Regions from separate parts of the Homo sapiens genome. Here region 2 is linked to region 1. Evidence: chromatin loops called from intact Hi-C (ENCODE). Cell type or tissue: HCT116. All regions are shown on one strand. Links, peaks and the distances in the headings refer to the core of each region. The heading gives the core; the rest is flanking DNA. Region 1 overlaps ATP7A (ATPase copper transporting alpha). Region 2 has its middle 140 kb from the start of MIR325HG.

Region 1 (6,872 bases), core at 2,138-4,637:
TGAGGTCAGGAGTCCGAGACCTGCCTGGCCAACATGGTGAAACCCCGTCTCTATTAAAAATGCAAAAATTAGCTGGGCATGGTGGCACATGCCTGTAATCCCAGCTACTTGGGAGGCTGAGGCACAAGAATTGCTTGAACCTGGAAGGCAGAGGTTGCAGTGAGCCGAGATCATGCCATTGCACTCCAGCCTGGGTGACAAGAGCGAAACTCGGTCTCAAAAAAAAAAAAAAAATTAGCCAGGGATGGTGGTGCATGCCTGCAGTTGCAGCTACTCGGGAGGCTAAGGTAAGAGAATCGCTTAAGCCCAGAAGTTTGAGGCTGCAGTGAGCCATGATTGCACCACTGCATTCCTGCCTGGGCAACAGAGCGAGACCCTGTCTCAAAAATAAATAAATAAATAAATAAATAAATAAATAAATAAATAAATACCAAAAAAACTTCCCAACAATCCTTTTGTTCAGTGTGTACTAAACAGACATGAATCACTTAAAGAAACTTTTTAATATTACAGTAGTGGGCTGGACACAGTGGCTCATGTCTGTAATCCCATATAATAATATCATATATTGAATAGGGTGTCCTTTCCCCATTGCTTGTTTTGGTCAACTTTGTTGAAGATCAGTTGGTTGTAGGTGTGTGGTTTTATTTCTGGGTTCTCTATTTTGTTCAATTGATCTACATGTCTATTTTTGTATCAATACCATGCTTTTGATTACTATAGCCTTGCAGTATAATTTGAAGTCAGGTAATGTGATGCCTCTAGTTTTATTCTTTTTGCTTAGGATGGCTTTGGCTATTTAGGTTCTTTTTCCATATGAATTTTAGGATTGCTTTTTTAATTCTGTGACAGAGGACATTAGTTTTATAGGAATTGTGTTGAATCTATAGATTGCTTTGGACAGTATGGTAGTTTTAATATTAATGCTTCCAATCCATGGGCATGGAATGTTTTTCCATTTGTTTGTGTCTTCTTCAGTTTCTTTCATCAGTGTTTTATGCTTCTCTCTGTAGAGATCTTTCACCTCCTTGGTTAAATGTATTCCTAGGTATGTTTTGTGTGTGATTATTGTAAATGGGATTGAGTTCTTGATTTAGTTCTCGAGTTGGACGTTGCTGGTGTATAGAAATGCTAATAATTTTTGCATGTTGATTTTATACCCTGAAACTTTACTGAAGTAGTTTATCTGGTCTGGGAGTCTTTTGGAGAAATCTTTATGGTTTTCTAGGTATAGAATCATGTCATCAGGAACAGAGATTTTTTTTTTTTTTTTGAGACGGAGTTTTGTTCTTGTTGCCCAGGCGGCAGTTCAATGGCGTGATCTAGGCTCAGTGAAACCTACACCTCCTGGGTTCGAGCAATTCTCTTCCCTCAGTCTCGCAAGTAGCTGGGATTACAGGTGCGTGCCACCATGCCTGGCTAATTTTTGTATTTTTTAGTAGAGATAGGGTTTCACCATGTTGGCCAGGCTGGTCTTGAACTCCCAACCTCAGGGGATCCACCCGCCTCGGCCTCCCAAAGTGCTGGGATTACAGGCATGAGCCACCGCGCCCGGCCGAAATGCATTAACTTCATTGTTTACCCAAAAGTTATTCAGGAGTTGGTTGTTTAGTCTCCCTGTACTTGTGTGGCTTTTAGAGTTCCTCTTGGTATTGATTTCTAATTTTATTCCACTGGAGTCTAGGAAGACGCTTGATCTGATCTAGTTGTTTTTTAATTTATTGAGACTTGCTTTATGATCAAGCCGATGATCAATGTTAGGGAATGTACCATGTTCATATGAGAAGAATATATACTCTGTGGTTATTGAGTGGAGTATTCCGTAGATATCTATTAGGGCCATTTGGTTGAGAATCCAATTTAAGTGCAGAGTTTCTTTGCTAATTTTTGTCCTTGATGATCTCTCTAGTGCTGTCAGTGGGGTACTGAAGTCCTCCACTATTATTGTATGGCAGTCTACCTCTTTTTGTAGGTCTAGCAGTATTTGTTTTATAAATCTGGATGCTCCAATGTTGGGTGCATATGTATTTAAGATAGTTAAATCTTCTTGTTGAATTGAGATCTTTATCATTTTGTAGTGCCCTTCTTTGCCTTTTTTTAAAACTATTGTTGATTTAAACTCTGTTTTATGTAATACAAGAATAGCAACCCCTGCTCTTTGTTTTCCATTTGCATGATAGATCTTTCTCCATCCCTTCACCTTCAACCTATGAGTTATTACCTTTGAGATGGGTCTCTTGATGACAGCAAAAGGATGGATCTTGTTTTTTTATTCCAATTTGCCACTCTATGTCTTTTAAGTGGAGTATTTAGGCCATTTACATTCAAGTTTAATATTGATATATGAGTTTTTGTTCCTTATGGTAGTGTTTGCTAGTTTCTTTGTAGTCTCAATTGTGTAATTGCTTTATAGGGTCTGTGAGCTTTGTATTTATATATGTTTTTGTGGTAGCAAGTATCATTCTTTTGTTTCCATGTTCAGAACTTCTCTGAACATTTCTTATAGCTCTGGTCTGGTGGTGATGAATTTCCTTACTGTTTGCTTGTCTGAGGAAGACTTTGTTTCTACTTCATGTATGAAGCTTAATTTGGCAGGATATGAAATTCCTGGTTGCCAGTTTTTTTTTTCTTTAGGGAAACTAAAAATAGGCTCTCAATCACTTCCAGCTTGTAACATTTCCACTGAGAAGTCTGCTGTTAGCCTGATGGGTTTTGCTCTGTAGGTAATTTGGCCCTTTTCTGTAGCTGCCTTTAAGATATTTTTCTTTTGCATTGACTTTGGATATTCTAATGCCTGTGTGCCCTGAGGATGGTCATCTTGTATAGTGTCTTGCAGGAGTTCTCTGGATTTGAAATTTCTTTACTGAATTTTTCAGTTCCAGCAGTTCCATTTGTTTTTTTTCTTAATATGGCTACCTCGTCTTGCATATCCTGAATCGTTTTTCTGGTTTCTTTACATTGGATTCCAACTTTCATTTGGATCTCATTGAGGTTTCCTTGCAATCCATATTTTAAATTACTTATCTGTCTGCTTAGGATCCGTTGCTAGAGAGCTATTACAATCGTTTGGCGGTGTGAAAACACTTTTTGTACTGCTAGAGTTCTTGCACTGATTCTTTCCCATCCAAGGGAACTTTTGCTTCCTGTTTTTGAATTTGCTATCATTTCCAAGGGACGTTTTCTTTCCTTCTTTTTTTTCCCTTGGGTGCTTTACTGTGGTGCATGTTGTGTGTGATCATTTAGCTTTGTTTTTGGTGCTTTCAGGGGTCCAAGGTGCTGTACAGATTACTTGGTTGTGGATAGCTTCTATGCCATAGCTTTCTCAGATGCTGCTTTTTGTAGTGAGGTATTAGCCATTAGAGCTAACAATCTCCTATAGGGTTTAGGGTGCAGAGGTCCCTGTGGACTTATCTTAAGGGCTAGAACTAAGCCCTTCTGTTAGCAGATTTTAAATTTTATGATGCAGTTCAGGATACACACCAGTAGATGGCACTCAAGAGTAAGAGACAGCAGGTAGGTTGGTGCCAGGTAGAAGCACCTGCCCTGATGCAGGGGTGGTGGGAAGAGATTATATTAGGGTGCACTCGCACTCCTGATCCTGTGCCAGCAAGAACATGATCAGCTTCTCTTTTGTGCCCTTGTTATAGGGCTCCTGACCTTCATTTCATAAGGACTTTGTCCTTTGGTTCCCATGAGTATGCCCCTCTGATAGCTACCACTAAAATGGGTTTGGGTTAGTCTTTTCCCCCAGACCAAAGCAGGCAACTCAGTGATTTGTCTGTCCCTCCTTGCTGGGACAGTGCCACTCTGTCGGGAGAGGGAGTTGAGCCTCGCCCTTGGAAAAAACCCAAGCGGCACGTGACTCACTTGCAGTAGGGGTGGAGCCACCATGAAAAGCATGAAATATGCTTTGTCCAAGTGTGCGCTAGCTGGCCCCTGGTGGGAAATAGCACTGCTGCATCCGCAGCACTGTAGGTGTGGGGGAAGGGTGTGGCAGGAGATGATCTTCTCTCCATGTCTAACCCTAATCCTATCTACCATACTGTCCAAAGCAATCTATAGATTCAACACAATTCCTATAAAACTACTAATGTTCTCTGTCACAGAATTTAAAAAGCAATCCTAAATTTCATATGGAAAAAGAACCTAAATAGCCGAAGCAATCCTAAGCAAAAAGAATAAAACTAGAGGCATCACATTACCCGACTTCAAATTATACTAAAAGACTATAGTAATCAAAACAGCGTGGTATTGATACAAAAATAGACACGTAGATCAACTGAACAAAATAGAGAACCCAGAAATAAAGCCCACACCTACAACCAACTGGTCTTCAACAAAGTTGACAAAAACAAACAATGGGGAAAGGACACCCTATTCAATATATGGTGCTGGGAAAACTAGCTAGCCATATGCAGAAGAATGAAACTGGACTCATATCTCTCACCATATAAAAAAATTAACTCAGGATAGATTGAAGACTTAGATGTAAAACCTCAAACTATAAAAACCCCAAGAAAACCTGGGAAAAACTCTTCTAGACATTATCCTAGGGAAAGAATTTATGACTAAGACCTCAAAAACAATTGCAACAAAACCAAAAATTAATAAAGGAGATTTAATTAAACGAAAGAGCTTCTGCACAACAAAAGAAACAATCAACAGAATAAACACAGAACCTACAGAATGGGAGAAAATATTTGCAAAGTATGCATCCAACAAAGGACTAATATCTAGACTCTATATGAAACTTAAATCAACAAGGATAAAACAACCCTATTTAAAAGTGGGCAAAGGGCATAAATAGACACCTCTCAAAAGAAGACATACAAGTGATAAAAAAAAACACATGAAAAAATACTCAACATCACTAATCATCAGGGAAATGCAACTTAAAACCACAATGAAATACCCCTTCACACCAGTCAGAATGGCTATAATTAAAAAAATCAAAAAATAACAGATGTTGGCAACGATGCAGAGAAAAGGGAACACTTATATACTGTTGGTGGGAATGTAAATCAGTTCAACCTCTACGGAAAACAGTCTGGAGATTTCTCCAAGAACTTAAAATATAACTACCATTTAACCCAGCAATCCCACTACTGGATATCTACCCAAAGGATTTTCTTATATTTATTTTAAATTGTTTTATCAAAAGACAACTGCATGTGTGTGTTTATCACAGCACTCTTCACAATAGCAAAGACATGGAGTCACCCAGGTGCCCATCAATGGTGGACTGGATAAAGGAAATGTAGTACATATACACCATGGAATACTATGCAGCCATAAAAAAAGAAATCATGTCCTTTGAGTAGCATAGGTGAAGCTGGAGGCCATTATCCTAAGTGAGTTAACGTAGGGACAGAAAATCAAATACTACATGTTCTCACTTATAAGCAGGAGCTAAACAATGGCTACACATGGACATAAAGATGAAATCAATGAGCAGTGGGGCCTCCAAAAGGTGAGAAGAAGGGAGGGGGGCAAGGGATGAAAAACTACTTATTGAGTACTATGTTCACTGTTTGGGAGATGGGGTCACTATAAGCCTAAACCCCAGCATCACCCAATATACCCATGTAATAAACAATATATCCACGGGCCGGGCACAGTGGCTCATGCCTGTTATCCCAGCACTTTGGGAGGCCGAGGCAGGTGGATCACCTGAGGTCAGGAATTTGAGACCAGCCTGACCAACATGGCGAAACCCCATCTCTACTAAAAATACAAAAATTAGCCGGGCATGGTGACATAAGCCTGTAATCCCCGCTACTCAGGAGGCTGAGGCATGAGAATCACTTGAACCTGGGAGGTGGAAGTTGCAGTGAGCCGAGATCGTGCCACTGCACTCCAGCCTGGGCAACAGAGCAAGACTCTGTCGCAATAAATAAATAAATAAATAAATAAATAAACAAACAAACAAACAAACATGCACATGTACCTCCTGAATAAAAAATAAAATAAATAAATACAACAAAGTAAGACTTTATTTACTTTGAGTAGGAGTCTCGCTCTGTTGCCCAGGCTGGAGTACATTAGTGCCATCATGGCTCACTGCAGCTCTTATCAGTAACAGTTTTACAGTGTTAGGTTAAGTTCTCAAATACTTAAATATTCATCCAAGAATTATAGATCTATATAGAAACACAGCTGGAAGGGGCTTTCATAGATTTCTAGGCTTATGCTTCCATAAACTTCACATATGTATACATGTTGTTATAGAAAAAGAACAGATTCTTGTCACACGACCAGGAAAAGATTAGGTCTGCAGACACTTTGAAGGGCGAGGGGAAAGGAATTTATTGGCCAAAAAGGAAAAAGGAAAAACAACTCAACAAAATGAGATTGAGTCCTGTTAACAGGCTCTCCACCTCACCGACTGAACCCCAGGTACCACCCAGGAACAGGTCAGTCCAGACTCCTTCCCTATACAAACGGGGTGAACTTCCAGGGGCCCCACCCCATCCTCCCAGTGCGTAGGTGGACATTATTTAGAAAGAATCAGTCGGGGGTAGGGGAGTAGGGCAGGCTTCATCTGGGACCAGCAGTCCGGTTTTTCAACCTTCAGGATGTTTTAGGCTTGAAAGTTTTCAACCTTCAGGGGTTTCGCAGGGGGACCCTTGGCTGTCACCTGCATCTGTCAATATGTTAGATGCTTTCACCTATACTAATTCCAATCCTGTATCTTAGGTACTATTTTCCCTATTTTACAGATAAGAGAACTGAGGATAGTAAAACTTACATGACTTAAAGTTTATATATCTAATTTGAGGCACAGTCCAGTTCTGCTTTACCACTTTACAACACCATAGACAGCATCAGAGAACTAGATGAGTAGACACTAATAATATCTTATATTTGTAAAG
Region 2 (16,444 bases), core at 6,072-8,571, 860 kb after region 1:
TACCACTCCTATACAACATAATTCTGGAAGTCCTAGCCAGAGCAATTAGGCAAGGGAAAAAAATGAAGGGCGTCAAAATTGAAAAAGAGGAAGTCAAACTATCACTGATTGCAAATGATATGATTATATACCTAGAAAATCCTAAAGACTCCTCCAAAAGACTCTTAGATTTGATTTAAAAAATTCGAAGTATCAGGTTACAAAATCAATGTACACAAATGAGTAGCACTGCTATACACTAACAACAGTCATGCTGAGAATTAAATCAAGAACTCAATCCCTTTTACAACGGCTGCAAGAAAACCCTAGGAATATACTTAACCAAGGAGGTGACAGATATCTACAAAAAGAACTACAAAACACTGCTGAAAGAAATTATAGATAACACAAACAAATGGAAGCATATTACATATTCATGGATTGGAAGAATCAATATTGTGAAAATGACCAGATGGCTGAAAGTAATTTACAGATTTAATGCAATTCCCATCAAAATATGAATATCATTTTTTACTGAATTAGAAAAAGCAATTCTGAAATTTATATGGAATAAAAAGGGCCCAAATAGCCAAAGTAATCCTAAGCAAAAAGAACAATTCAGGGAACATTGCATTGCCACACTTAAAATTATACAACAAGGCTATAGTCACAAAAACAGCATGGTACTGTTATAAAAGTAGATACATAGACCAAATGGACCAGAATAGAGAATCCAGAAGTAAACCAAATATGTGCAACCAACTGATCATTGGCAAGGCATAAAAAATATAATTGGAGAATGGATACCCTATTTAATAAATGGTGCTGGGAAAACTGGAAAGCCACATGTAGAAGAATGAAACTGGATTTTATCTCTCACCTTATACAAAAATCAATGCAAGATGGTTCAAAGACTTAAATATAATACATGAAACCATAACAATTCTACAACACAACATTGGAAAAACTCTTCTAGACATAAGCTTACACAAATAATTCAGGACTAAGATCCTTAAAGCAAGTGCAACAAAACAAAAATAAATAAATGGGACCTAATTAAACTAAAAAGGTTTCTGCACAGTTAAATAATAATAATACCAGAGTAAACAGACAACCCACAGAATGGGAGAAAATATTTGCAATCTATGCATCCAGCAAAGGACTAATATCTAGACTCTACAAGGAACCCAAAGAAATTCACAAGAATAAAACCCAAATAATCCCATCAAAAAGTGGGCAAATGACATGAATAGACATTTCTAAAAAGAAGATATACAAATGGCCAACAGTCATATGGAAAAATGCTCAACATTTCTAATCATCAGAAAAATGCCAATTAAAACCACAGTGAGACACACCTTTACTCCTGCAAGAATAACCATTATTAAAAAGTCAAACAACAATAAATATTGATGTGGATGTGAGGAAAAGAGAACACTTATATCCTGCTGGCTGAATATAAATTAGTACAACTTCTGTGAAAAACAGTATTGAAGATTCCTTACAGAGCGAAAAGTAGATCTATCATTCGACCCAGCAGTCCCACTACTGTGTATTCACACAAAGGAAGAAGAGTCATTATCTGAAAACGACATGCATTGCAACACAATTCACAATTGCAAAGATGTGGAACCAACTTAAGTGCCCATCAACTAATGAGTGGATGAAGAAAATATAGTATAAATACACCATGGAATACTACTCAGCCATAAAAAGGAATAAAATAATGTCTTTGCAGTAACTTGATTGGAGCAGAAAGCCATTATTTTAAGTGAAATAACACAGGACTTAACCAAAAACCATATATTCTCACTTATAAGTCAGAGCTAAGCTACTAGTACACAAAGGCATACAGAGTGATGTAATGGACTTAAGAGACTCAGAAGGGAGAGGTTAGGAGGGGTGTAGGGATAAAAAAACATTAAGTACAATGTACACTACCTGGGTGATGGGTGCACCAAAATCTCACAATTAGCCACTATATAATTCATCCATGAAACAAAAAACCACTTGTACCCCAAAAGCTATGTAAATAAAATATATATATTTTTAAAAATTTAAAAAGAACCAACTTAAGTGCCCATTGACTAATGGGTGGATAAAGAAAATGTGATACATATACACACAATGGAGTACTATTCAGCCATAAAAAAGAATGAGATCTTGTCATTTGCAACTACATGGATGGTACTGGACATCATTATGTTTAGAGAAATAAGCCAGAGACAGAAAGACAAACTTTGCATATTCTCCCTTATTTGTGGGATGTAAAAATCAAAACAATTGATCTAATGGACATAAAGAGTAGAAGGATGGTCATAAGAGGCTGGGAAGGTTAGTGGGGTGGGGTTGATGGGGAAAGGTGGGGATAGTTAATATGTACAAAGTAGAAAAGAATGAATAAGACCTAATATTTGATAACACCACAGGGTGAATATAGTAAATAATAATTTAATTGTACATATAAAATAACTTAAAAAAGTACAATCAGATTGTAACACAAAGGATAAATGTTTGAGGAGATAAATATCCCATTATCCATGATATGCATTGCATGTCTGTATCAGAACATCTCATGTACCCCATAAATATATACACATACTATGTACACACAAAAATTAAAAATTTAAAAATAATGAAAAATACGTTGTGAAACAATTCCTCCAATTAAGCTAATTAACCTATTAACCACCTCACATATTTGCCCCTTCTTCGATGAGAATGCTGAAGATCTATTTTCCTAGCAAATTTCAAGTATACATTACTATTAACAATATTCACCATGATGTACATTATAGCTCCATAACTTTTCACTTTTTAACTGAAAGTCTGCATCCTTTGACTAACCTATTTTTCTCCACCCCTCCAAACCTGACAACCATCATTCCACTCTCAGCTTCTATAAGTCCAACTTTTTTAGATTCCCCATATAAGTAAAATCATACAGTACTTGTCTTTCTGTGTCTGGCTTATTTTACTGAGCATAATGTCTTTCAGGTTCATCCATGTAGTTGAAAATGGCAAGATTTCCTCCTTTTTAAAAGGCTGAATAGTATTTTATTGTGTATATACACATTTTCTCTATTCATTCATCTGTTGACGAACACATAAGTTGTTTCCATACCTGGCTATTGTAAATGAAACTGCAGTGAACATGGGAAGGTAAATGTCTTTTCAGGACAGTCATTTTATTTTCTTTGCGTATATATCCAGAAGTGGGTTTCCCAGGTCATATGGCCTATATTTATTTTTTGGGGAAAGCTCCATACTGTTTACATAATGGTTGTACCAATTTACATTCCCACCTATGATGTACAAGTGTTCCCTTTTCTACAAATTCTTGTCAACATATGTTATTTGACTTGTTGTAGTAACACCCTAACAGGAGTGAGGTGATATCTGTGTGTGGTTTTGATTTGCATTTTCCTGATCATTAGTGATAAATATCCATTCAGGCCCTTTGTCCATTTCTTTATTTAAATACTTCTTTATTTTTAAGTTTTATGAGTACATAGTAAGTGTATGTATTTATGGGGTTCATAAGATATTTTGACAGAGGCATGCAGTGTAAAATAATCACATCATAAGAAGTGAGATACCCATCCCCTCAAGCATTTATCTTTTGCATTACAAACAATCTAATTATACTCTTTCAGTTATTTTAAAATGTACAACTAAATTATTGACTATAGTTAAGTGGTTGTGCTATCAAATAATAGGTCTTATTCATTTACTCTAGTTACCTTTTTGTACACATTAACAATCCCCACATCTCTCCCGCCCAACCACTACCTTTCCTAGCCTCTGGTAACCACCTTTCTACTCTCTATCTCCATGAGATCAATTGTTTTAATTTTTAAATCCCACAAGTAAGTGTAAACATGTGCTTTGTCCTTTTGTGCCTGGCTTATTTCATTTAACATAATGAGCTCCAGTTTCATTCATAATGTTGCAAATGACTAAATCTCATTCTTTTTTATGGCTGAATAGTAGCGTGTAAGTACATTTTCTTTATTCATTCATATGTAGATGAACACTTAGGTTGCTTCCAAATCTTGGCAATTGTGAAGACAGCTGCAACAAACATGAGAGTGCAGATATATCTTCAATATACTAATTTTTTTTTCTTTTGGGTCTATACCCAGCAATGAGATTGTTGGAACATATGATAGCTCTAGTGTTATAAAATAGAGCTGTCCAAGTTGTTCTTCCTAGTAGTTTTACTAATACACACTCCCACCAAGAGTGTATGTGTGTTCCCTTTTCTCCATATCCTCACCAACATTTGTTATTGCCTGTCTTTTGGATATGAGCCATTTTAATTGGGGTGGGATTATATCTCATTATAGTTTTGATTTGCATTTCTCTGATGAACAAAGGTATTGAGTACCAATTCATATCCCTGTTTTCCATTTGTAGGTCTTCTTTTGAGAAATGTCTATTCATATCTTTCACCCATATTTAAATCGTATTATTAGAATTTTTTTCTATAGAGTTGTTCAAGCTTCTCATATATTCCCATTAATAATTCCTTGTCAGATTGGTAGTTTGCAAATATTTTCTTCCATTCTGTGGGTTGTGCCTTCACTTTGTTGATTGTTTGCTTTGCTGAGCAAAAGCTTTCTATCTTGATGTGGTCTCATTTGTCCATGTTTGCTTTGGTTGCCTGTGCATGTGGGGTATTACTCAATAAGTCTTTGTCCAGACCAATGTCCAGGAGAGTTTTCCCAATGTTTTCTTGTAGTAGTTTAATAGTTTGAGATCTTAGATTTAAGACTTTATTCCATTTTGATTTGAGAGATAGGGTCTGGTTTCATTCTTCTGCATATGAATATCCAGTTTTTCCAGCACCATTTATTGAAAAGACTGTCTTTTCTCCAGTGTATGTTCTTGGTACCTTTGTCCAAAATGAGTTCACTGTAGGTGTGTGAGTTTTTTTTTTTTACATTTGTGAGAAGTTTTTTTATGATCAATTATGTGATTAATTTTAGAGTATGTGCCATGTAGCAATAAGAAGAATGTATATTTGTTGTTTTTGAGAGGAGAGTTCTGCAGACGTCTATTGGGTCCATTTGATCTAGTGCTGAGTTTAGGTCCTGAATATCTTTGTTAACTTTGTGCCTCTATGATATAAAACTGTCAGTAGGGTGTTGAAATTTCCAGTGTGGGAGTTCACATCTTTTTCAAGGTCTGTAAGAACTTGCTTTTAAGATCTTTATAAATTCATAAATCTGGGTGCTCCTGTCTTGGGTGCATATATACTTAGGATAGTTAGCTTTTCTCATTGAATTGAACCCTTTACCATTATGTAATGCCCTTTTTGTCTTTTAAAAATCTTTTTAGGTTTAAAGTCTGTTTTGTCTGAAATTAGGTTTGTAACCTCTGCTTTTTTCTGTTTTCCTTTTGCTTGGTAAATTTCTCTTCATCTTTTTATTTTGAGTCTATGAGTGGCATTTCATGTGAAATTGGTCTCTTGAAGACAGCATACTAATGGGTCTTTGTTTGTTATCCAGCTTGTCACTCTGTGTCTTTAATTGGGGCATTTAGCCTATTCAAATTCAAGGTTAGTATTGATATGTATGGATTTGATTCTGTCATTATAACATTAGCTGGTTATTTTACAGACTGGTTTATGTGGTTGCTTTATAGTGTCACTGATTTGTATACTTCAGTGTGTTTTTGTTGTGGCTGGTAATGGTCTTTTTTATATTTAGTGCTTTCTTCAGGAGCTCTTGTAAGGCAGGTCTGATGGTAATGAATTCCTTCAGCATTTGCTTGTTTGAGAAGTATCTTATTTCTTCTTTGCTTATAAAGCTTATTTTGGCTTGGAATTTCTTTAATGATGTTGAATATTGGCCCCAAATCTCTTCTTTATAGGGTTGCTGCTGAGATGTGTGCTGTTAGCTTGATGGACTTCTCTTTGTAGGTTACTTGGCCTTTCTCTCTAGCTGCCTTTAACATTGTTTTCTTACATTTTGACATTGGAGAATCTGATGATTATGTGTCTTGGGGATGATCTTCTTGGGAAGTATCTTACTGAGTTTCTCTGCATTTTCTGAATTTGCCTATTGGCCTGTCTAGCTAGGTTGAGGAAGTTGTCATGAATGATATCCCAGAATATGTTTCCTGAGTTTCTTCCATTCTCCCCATCTATTTCAGAGACAGCAATGGGTCATAGTTTTGATCTCCTTACACAGTTCCATATTATTCAGAGATTTTGTTTTTTTCTTTTCATCCTTTTTTCTCTATTATTGTCTGACTGTCTTATTTCAGAAAGCCAGTCTTCAAGCTCTGAGATTCTTTCCTAAGCTTTGTTTATTCTGTTCTTAATATTTATGATTAAATTATAAAACTATTGCAGTGTGCTTTACAGCTCTGTCAGGTTGATTATGTTTTTTACTATACTGGCTATTTTGTCTCTCAGCTTCTGTATTATTTTATTGATTTTCTTCCTTGTATTGGCTTTGAACGTACCCTGAATCTCAATTATCTTAATTCCTATTTATATTCTGAATTCTATTTCTGTCATTTTAGCCATCTCAGCCCAGCTCAGAACCCCAGTTTTAAAGCTAGTGTGATTGTTTGGAGTAAAGAAGGCACTCTGGCTTTTTGAGCTGTCAGATTTCTAGTTCTGGTTCTTTCTCATCTTTCTGTGCTGGTGTTACTTCAGTCTTTGAAATTGCTGTTTTTTGGATTTTTCCTTTTATCCTATCTGATAATCTTGAGCATTTTATTATAGTATAAGGTGGGTTCAGTTGACTGGCTTCATTTCTGGAAAATTTTAGGGTCCAAGTTTCAGCTCCCAATTTCTGGACTGCCTACTCTATCTCTGGGGGACTTGTATTGCACCTTGGCTTTGTTCTTTGGCTCCTCTATGTGAGCAACTCACTGCTCTGTGAAGGCAATGTGCTCTTGGACTGCTGGTTACCACACTTTGATCAGTGGTGCCAGTTAAAACATTTTATAGGGTGGTGGCAGCAGGATCCATCCTTGCATATGCCAGGTGCAGCAGCCAGCATGGCAGAGTGCACACTCATTGGCTGAGGAAGAATGCTAGTGGGTGCTGGGGTGCCTGTCTTTGTGCATTCATTCATAGCAGAGGTGGAGGCAGCATGGCTCAGGCGGAGAGGCGCCCCCTGCTGGCCACTGTGCATGCCATTGCTCTGGTGGTGGTGTTAGCATGGGGACAAGGCACTGGTGGGCACAGGTTTATGTGTGCACTCTGTGGCTGCTCATAGTAGGGGAAGGTCTGCTGTTCATGCCTAGTTTCACTCTAGCACCCATGTTGTCACTGGGGCAAAAGGCTGGTTAGGGCAGGGCTGAGAGGCTCTGTGCCTACCAGGGCTCCAAAGGCAGTGGAGGTACAGTGGGTGGGTGGGGGATCAGAGTGCATTTCTGCTGGCAGAAGTTATAGGGCATGGTGCACATGCACACAAGTGCTGGTGGGATAAGTATGGCAAAATTTCTCCATGCATATACACACTGGCAAAGTGATGTGGGGGGATTGCCATGGGCCTAGGGAAAGCTGCAGTGATGGGAGAGAGCAGATGGGCTGGTCAGTGGCATGGAGACAAACCTACTGGAGCTTTCTGTCAGTTAGGCATGGTCTTTTAGTGCAAGAGGTATGATGTGGGTCCTCAGGGAACTTAAGGCTGCACTGCAAGTAGGTGTGGCCAGGATGGGGTCCTGATAGAGGCCAGCAGACCAAGAGGTGCTCAGGTCAGACTGACCCCATTTGAAGGGCAAGACCACCCTGCAGATTTCAGGTGTAGAAGTTCCCTTAGGGCTAAAGTTTTCTATGGAAGCAAGTTGAGCCCAGGAGGATGGGAGTCCTTAGCCATGTTCTGCCACAGACACTCCCACACCAAACCCTCTGGGCTTGACACTGGCTGCCCCTACCACTTCTCTAAACAGCTCTTCCTGCCAACATAAGAGTCTGGTGGTTGAGAGGTCTCCTCCTGACAGGATTCCAGAGGTCCATGGCAAAAGCAGGTTGCTCTCTGCCAGTTTGACTCACCCGTTCCCCTGAAGTCATTGGTGGCCAGGAATGATCCCCTGTATTGTGGCCACAGGGTAGTAGCCCGGTGGAAGGTTCCCAGCTTTCTCCATCTTCAGCCCAGCTTCTGTGTCTTCCATCCATTTGCTCTCAGTGCCTTCCCTCTGATGATCTGTTAAGAGTGTGCCAGTTGTCCTGATCCCTTAGTGGCAGGTGTTCCATCTGGCTGTGTGTATTCAGCTATCTTGCCTGAATCCTAATTCTCCTTCTTTTTAAATGATAGTTTTGCTGGATATTAAATACTTGGTTGAAAGTTTTTTCTTTCAATACTTTAAATATGTCACCCTACTTTTTAGGGCATTCATAGTTTCTGGTGAGAAAATAGCTGCCAATGTTGATGACTATTTCTTGAATGTGTCAAGTAGCTTATCTTTTGCTGCTTTCAAGATTTTTTTTTGGTCAGTTTGATTATGTATTGGAGTATAACTGTTCGTTTAAATAACTTGTAGTTCATTGAGCTTCCTGTATGTTTAGATCATGTTTTTTTAATCAAATTTGGGACTTTTAAACCATTTTTTATACATTCTTACATTGCTTTTTTCTCTTTCCTCTATTTCTGGAACTCCTATTGTCACATTCTATATTGGTACACTTGATGGTTTCCCACAGGCCTCTTGGACTCTGTTCATTTTTCTTCTTTTTTTCTGTTTCTCAGACTGGATAATTTCAATTTCCTGTCTTCCAGTTCACTAATTATTTTCTGCTTGCTCAAATCTGCTGTTGAAAACCTCTAGTGAATTTTGTTTTTGAATTATTTTAGTTTTCGGCTGTAGAATTTTTTTTGAAAAATACATTTTTTCTTTATTGATATTCTCTATTTCTTAGAATGTTTTCCTTATGACTTCCTTTAGTTCTTTGTCCATGGTTTCATTTAGCTCTTTGAGCATATTTAAGACAGTTAACAATATTTTTTGAGCAGTAAGTACCATGATCTGTGTTTCCTTAGAAACAATTTCTGTTACTTTCTTAAGAAAATGAGACATAGTTTTTGTTCCTTTGCATGCTTCATATTTTTTTGTTAAAATGAGCCTTTTGGCAATGATAATGTGGTAGCTCGGAAAATAGATTCTCCACCTCCCATAGCAGGAGTTGTTGTTGCTTGCTGTGAGTTGTAACTGTTTGTCTATTGACTGCTTTTAAATCTAATTTTTATGTAATTTTAAAAGACCTTATTATTGGCTGTGTATGGTCTCTGAAATTTCTGTTTCTTTAGTTGATGGTCAGCTAGCAATTTGACAGATTTTTCTTAAACAGTTGGACTGAAAAAGACACAAAACTGTTCCATTCTTTGCAGACTGTCTTTGTTTTGGGCCACTCCTTTAAGATTAAGGTGGTCCAGTTAACACTCTGTCTTAGCCTTCACTTCCTGCTTTCACAGAGCGTAAAGATTAGCCAGAGATGAGAGGTAAGTTCTTTTGAGGTATTTTCTGAACATGTACCCTATCTTGGGCAGGTGTGTGGCTCTTACTTTCTATCTTTTAGTTTGGATAATTTCTATTAACTTTTCTCCAATTTATTTTTATTTTATTTTAAAGTTCTGGGGTATTTGTGCAGAATGTGCAGATTTGTTACATAGGTAAAAGTGTGCCATGGTGGTTTGCTGCACCTATCAACCCATCACCTAGGTATTAAGCCTGGTATGCATTAGTTATTTTCCTGATGTGCTCTCCCCACTGCCCTCCTCTGACAGGCCCCAATGTGTGTTGTTTTCTTCCCTGTGTCCATGTGTCTTCATTGCTCAGCTCCCAGTTATAAGTGAGAAAATGCAGTGTTTTATTTTCCATTCCTGCATTAGTTTGCTGGGTACAATGGCTTCCAGCTTCATTCATGTCCCTGCAAAGGATATGATCTCCTTCTTTTTTGTGGTTGCATAGTATTCCATGGTGTATATGTACCACATCTTCTTTATCCAATCTATCATTGATGAGCATTTGGGTTGATTCCATGCCTTTGCTATTGTAAATAGTGCTGCAATTAACATACACATGGATGTATCTTTATAATAGAATGATTAATATTCATTTGGGTATATTCAGTAATGGGATTGCTGGTTCAAATGGCATTTCCAGTTCTAAGTCTCTGAGGAATTGCCAACAGTATTCCACAATGGTTGAACTAATTTACATTTCCATCAACAGTGTAAAACTTTCCTATTTCTCTGCAACCTTGCCAACAATCTGTTGCTTTTTGACTTTTTAATAATCACCACTTTAACTCTTATGTGATGTTATCTCATTGTGATTTTGATTTGCATTTCTCTAGTGATCAATGATGTTGAGCTTCTTTTCATGTTTGTTGGCCACGTGTATGTCTTCTTTTGAGAAATGTCTGTTCATGCCCTTTGTCCACTTTTTGATGGGGCTATTTGTTTCTTTCTTGTAAATTTGCTTAAATTCCTTGTAGATTCTGGATATTACACCTTTTTCAGATGAATGGCCTCAATTTCATAACTCATTATTGATCTTTTCAGGGATTCAATTTCTTCCTGGGTCAGTCTTCGGAAGTAGTACGTGGACAGAAATTTATCGATTTCTTCTAGATTCTCTAATTTATGTGCATATAGATGTTTATAGTGTTATCTGATGGTTGTTTGTATTTCTGTGGGGTCAGTGGTGACATCTGCCTTATCATTTCTTTCTTTTTTTTATCATTTCTTATTGTATTTGTTTGAATCATCTCTGTTTTCTTCTTTGTTAGTCTAGCTAGTGGTCTATTTTATCATTATTTTTCACTAAACCAGCTCCTGGATTCGTTGATCTTTTGAACGGCTTTTTATGACTCTATCTCCTTCAGTTCAGCTCTGATTTTGGTTATTTATTGTCTTCTGCTAGCTTTGGAATTTGTTTTCTCTTGGTTCTCTAGTTTTATTAGTTGTGCTGTAAGGTTGTTAACTTGATATCTTTCTTCCTTTGGTTGTGGGCATGTATTGCTATAAGTTTCTCTCTTAACAATGCCTTAGCTGTGTCCCAGAGATTGTGGTACATTGTATATTTGTTCTTAATAGTTTCAAAGAACTTCTTGATTTCTGCCTTAATTTTATTATTTACCCAAGTCACTCAGGAGCAGGTTATTAAATGTCTACGTAATTATATAATTTTGAGTAGATTTCTTGCTAGATTTCTAATTTGATTGTACCGTGGTCCAAGATACTGTTTGTTATGATTTCAGTTCTTTTGCGTTTGTTTAGGAGTGTTTTATTTCTGATTATGTGACTGATTTTAGAGTGAGTGCCATGTGGCAATAAAAAATGTATATTTTGTTATTTTTGGGTGGAGATTTCTGTAGATACCTCCATGTCCATTTGATCCAGTATTGATTTTAGGTCCCGAATATCTTTGTTAATTTTCTATGTTGATGATCTGTCTAATATTGTCAGTTGGATGCTAAAATCTCACACGATTATTATGTGGGAGTCTAAGATTTTTTGTAGGTCTTTAAGAACTTGTTTTATGAATCTAGGTGCTCCTGTATTGGGAGCATATATATTTAGGATAGTTAGCTTTTCTTGTTGAATTGAGCCCTTTACCATTATTTAATGCCCTTCTTTGTCTCTAATAATATTTGTTGGCTTAAAGTCTGTTTTGTCAGAAACTTGGATTGCAACCCCTGCTTTTTTCTGCTTTCCATTTGCTTGGTAAAATTTCCTTCATCCCTTTATTTTGAGCCTGTGTGTGTCTTTGCATATGAGATGGTCTCTTGAAGACAGTATACCAATGGGTCTTGGTACTTTCAGCTTGCCACTCTGTATCTTTTACTTGGGGGCATTTAGCTCATTTATATTTCAGATTAGTATTTATATGTGTGGATTTGATCCTGTCATCATAATGCTAGCTGGTTATTTTATGAACTTGTTTATGTGGTGGCTTTATAGTGTCACTGTTCTGTGTACTTCAGTGTGTTTGTTAGTGGCTAGTAGTGGTATTACCTTTCCATATTTAGTGCTTCCTTCAGGAGCTCTTGTGAGTCAGGCCCGGTTTTAACAAATTTCTTCAGCATTTGCTTGTCTGTAAAGGATCTTATTTCTTATTCTCTTATGAAACTTAGTTTGGCCAGATATGGAATTTTGTGTTGGAATTTCTTTTTTCTCTTTCTTTCTCTCTCTTTCTTTCTTTCTTTCTTTCCTTCCTCCCTTCTTTTCTTTTTCTTTTCTTTCTTTTTTTTTTTTTTTGCAACTGTTGTGTGTAGGCCCCAGTCACTTTTGGCTTGTAAGTTTTCAGCTGAGAAGTCTGCTGTTAGTGTGATGGGCTTCCTATTGTAGGTGATCCGGCCTTCCTCTCTAGCTGCCTTCAATATTTTTTCTTTCATTTTGACTTAGGAGAATCTGATAATTATATGTTTCGGGGTTACCTTCTCATGGAGTATTTTACCGGGGTTCTCTGCATTACCTGAATCTGAATGTTGGCTTGCTTAGCTAGGTTAGAGAAGCTGTCATGGAAAATATGCTGAAATATGCTTTCCAAATTGGTTCCATTCTCCCCATCTACTTCAGGTATACCAGTCAGTCACAGATTTGGTCTCTTTACACGATTCCATATGTTTTTCTCTATTCTTGTGTGCTTATCTCATTTCAGAAAGACAGTCTTCCAGCTCTGAGATTCTTTCCTCAGGTTGGTCTATTCTGCTATTAATACTTGTGATTGCATTATGCAATTCTTTTATTGTGCTTTTTTCAAACCAACATATATATTTTTTATTTCACTTTAAGTTCTGTATTACGTGTGCAGAACATGCAGGTTTGTTACATAGATATACATGTGCCATGGTGGTTTGCTCCACCTATCAAGCCGTCATCTAGGTTTTAAGCCCCACATGCATTAGGTATTTGTCCTGATGCTCTCCCTCCCCTTGTCCCCCACCCCCAAAAGGCCCCAATATGTGATGTTCCCCTCCCTGTGTCCATGTGTTCTCATTGTTCAACTCCCACTTATGAGTGAGAACATGTGGTGTTTGTTTTTTGGTTCCTGTGTTAGTTTGCTGAGACTGATGGCTTCCAGCTTCATCCATGTCCCTGCAAAAGACATGAACTTATTCTTTTTTATGTCTGCATAGTATTCCATGGTATATATGTGCCACACTTTCTTTATCCAGTCTATCATTTATGGGCATTTGGTTTGGTTGCAAGTCTTTGCTATTGTAAATAGTGCTGCGATAAACATATGTGTGCATGTGTCTTTATAGTAGAATGATTTATAATCCTTTAGGTATATACCCAGTAATGGGATTGCTGGGTCAACAAGGAAATGGTATTTCTGATGTCTTTGGTATTACCAGCTTTTTTAAGGCTTAACAGAAACAAAGCAAATAAAGTAATTAACCACTTCATATTTATATATGTGCAAATTTCACAAAAGGGTACGTGTGTATGTATGAACACACACTCACATACACTCACACCCACTCACACCACGTACAAGGTCATAACCAGACCCAAGTACAGGTGCCCTTTAGATGTATCTAAGCAAATGTAGTTGTGGGTAATCACAACTGAAAGTAAAACATAACATAAAAGTTCCAATTACAGTTATCCCCTAAGATAGCCTGTAAATTACAGTTTTTACCAAGGACAGGATCAGAGAGCATTTATCTGCATCTCCCTCTGTGGTTTGATAACAACTTGACGTGTTCGCCAGGCACAGAATAGAGAAAGATTTGACTAGACGCTGAATGGGCCTCATTAGTAGAAACTCACTACTTTCTACATTCAGCAGGCAGGCTTTGATCCAGAACTCCCCACACCGCAGCTCTGTTTGGGGCTTGCTGAGAGTTTTAGGAAGCTTTCACCAAGAAATGCTTTTTGTGCAGCCTGTACCGAAAAACATGTTCTATGTTTTTCTTAATATCAACATCAAATTTGGAAGAATACACTTACATGTGTTCTATTCTTTTCTGGGATACCGCCTTCAGCTCTTAGAAAACATGCTGTGGTCGCTAAAGGTTGCACTGATTACCTCTTTGAGCCGAGGTGCGGATTCAGAGAGACAAGCTCTATCCTACTGCTGATCATTCATGATGCTTGTCTCCAAGGGAGGGCTTCATGGCAGGTAACCTGTGAAGTCACAAAGGCCCCCCTCTGAGAAAAGCTCACATTTGGTTTAATGCTGTGTGGTAGCTGTCTTGAAACTCTTTTTTTTCCTTTTTTAAATTATATTTTAAGTTCTAGGGTACACGTGCACAAGGTGCAGGTTTGTTATGTATACATGTGCCATGTTGGTTTGCTGCACCCATCAACTAGTCATTTATATTAGGGATTTCTTCTAACTCTATCCCTCCCCTAGTCCCCCACCCCCCAACAGGCCCTGGTATGTGATGATCTCCTCCCTGTGTCCATGTGTTCTCATTGTTCAACTCCCACTTATGAGTGAGAACATGCTGTGTTTGATTTTCTGTCCTTGTGATATTTTGCTGAGAATGATGGTCTCCAGCTTCATCCATGTCCCTGCAAAGGACATGAACTCATCCTTTTTTACGGCTGCACAGTACTCCATGGTGTATATGTGCCACATTTTCTTTATCCAGTCTATTATTGATTGACATTTGGGTTGGTTCCAAGTCTTTGCTATTGTGAATAATGCCACAATAAACATACATGTGCATGTGTCTTTATAGTAGCATGATTTATAATCATTTGGGTATATACCCAGTAATGGAATTGCTGGGTCAAATGGTATTTCTGGTTCTAGATCCTTGGGGAATCGCCCTCTGTCTTCCACAATGGATGAACTAATTTACACTCCCACGAACAGTGTAAAAGTGTTCCTATTTCTCCATATCCTCTCCAGCATCTGTTTCCTGACTTATTAATGATCACCATTCTAACTGGTGTGAGATGGTATCTCATTGTGGTTTTGATTTGCATTTCTCTGATGGCCAGTGATGATGAGCATTTTTTTCATATGTCTGTTGGCTGCATATGAGTCTTGTTTTGAGAAGTGTCTGTTCATATCCTTGGCCCAAGTTTTGTTGGGGTTGTTTTTTTTCTTGTAGATTTGTTTAAGTTCCTTGTAGATTCGAGATATTAGCCCTTTGTCAGATGAATAGATTGCTAACATTTTCTCCCATTCTGTAGGTTGCCTCTTCACTCTGATGGTGGTTTCTTTTGCCATGCGGAAGCTCTTTACTTCAATTAGATCCCACTTGTCTATTTTGGCTTTTGTTGCCATTGCTTTTGGTGTTTTAGTCATGAAGTCTTTGCCCATGCCTATGTCCTGAATGGTATTGCCTGGTTTTGTTCTATGGTTTTTATGGTTTTAGGTCTTACATTTAAGTCTTTAATCCATGTTGAGTTAATTTTTGTATAAGGTGAAAGGAAGGGATCCAGTTTCAGCTTTGTACATATGACTAGCCAGTTTTCCCAGCACCATTTATTAAATAGGGAATCGTTTCCCCATTTCTTGTTTTTCTCAGATTTGTCAAAGATCAGATGGTTGTAGATGTGTGGTGTTGTTTCTGGGGGCTCTGTTCTGTTCCATTGGTCTATATCTCTGTTTTGATACCAGTGCCATGCTGTTTTGGTTACTGTAGCCTTGTAGTATGGTTTGAAGTCAGGTAGTTCAGGTAGCGTGATGCCTCCAGCTTTGTTCTTTCTGCTTAGGATTGTCTTGGCTATTTGTGCTCTTTTTTGGTTCCATATGAAATTTAAAGTAGTTTTTTCCATTTCTGTGACAAAAGTCAGTGGTAGCTTGATGGGGATAGCACTGAATCTGTAAGTTACCTTGGACAGTATGGCCATTTTCACAATATTGATTCTTTCTATCCATGAGCATGAAATGTTCTTCCATCTCTTTGTGTCCTCTTTTATTTCATTAAGCATTGTGCTTTTTGGCTTTATCAGTTTTATTATGTCGTTCTCCAATTGTAATATTTTGCCTCAGGTGGCAACAGATTGTTCATTTGCCTTTCAATGCTTTTAAAAAATACCTTCCACACAAATACTTTTCTTCCCTGAAAATGTTCTGGATTTTCAAACACCTAGCATTAATTCATCAGTAAACCCCAAGAGAGGTCAAACTTGAACAAAATTACTTTAGAAAAAGGTTCACTTTGTTCCTCCAGAAACCAGGTATCTACACCTGAACATGGGCTGCTGTCTTCAAGACTGTCACTTTACTGGGGTGAGTGCAGAGAAAATTTGAATTAACAGCTTCAAAACTCTCCTCCTAGCTTGTTTTAGTCACTTTTACTTAACTCAGTGTTCAGTTTGTTGCTGTAAATCTTTGAATATTTTTCAGAGTTCTGAAAATGTTGATACTGACAATTTTTACTTATTTTCTTTTTTTTTTTCCTGTAGTGGAATGGGCCTTTGGAATGGTGTACTCTACCACTTTCACTAATGTCACCTCTTCTGCTGTATTTTGACTAGGAGGGTAGAGTTGTCAGTACTATAATAATTGAAATTAAGAAATATTTACA

What was found. Hi-C counts contacts between places; a loop is a spot of excess contacts. Peaks named below come from ENCODE experiments on the same cell type or tissue, not always from the same donor. Only the 100,000 strongest peaks of a DNase experiment are listed, where the experiment ranks them.
Region 2: it touches region 1 in a loop (10-fold over the local background); 1 of 110 quality-filtered maps calls a loop at or near these places.

The regions. Positions count from the first base shown.
Region 1 is chrX:78,021,552-78,028,423 of GRCh38, reverse strand. All of the region lies in intron 14 of ATP7A (ATPase copper transporting alpha), which reads right to left. Among named protein-coding and RNA genes, the nearest start is that of PGAM4, 55 kb to the right of the region's middle. In HCT116, for the core only: a CTCF peak has its summit at 3,487 (motif pointing right); a DNase peak (open chromatin) is centred at 3,923; H3K27ac peaks cover 431 bases.
Region 2 is chrX:77,151,168-77,167,611 of GRCh38, reverse strand. No RefSeq gene overlaps it. Among named protein-coding and RNA genes, the nearest start is that of MIR325HG, 140 kb to the right of the region's middle. In HCT116, for the core only: a CTCF peak has its summit at 7,121 (motif pointing left); a DNase peak (open chromatin) is centred at 7,072.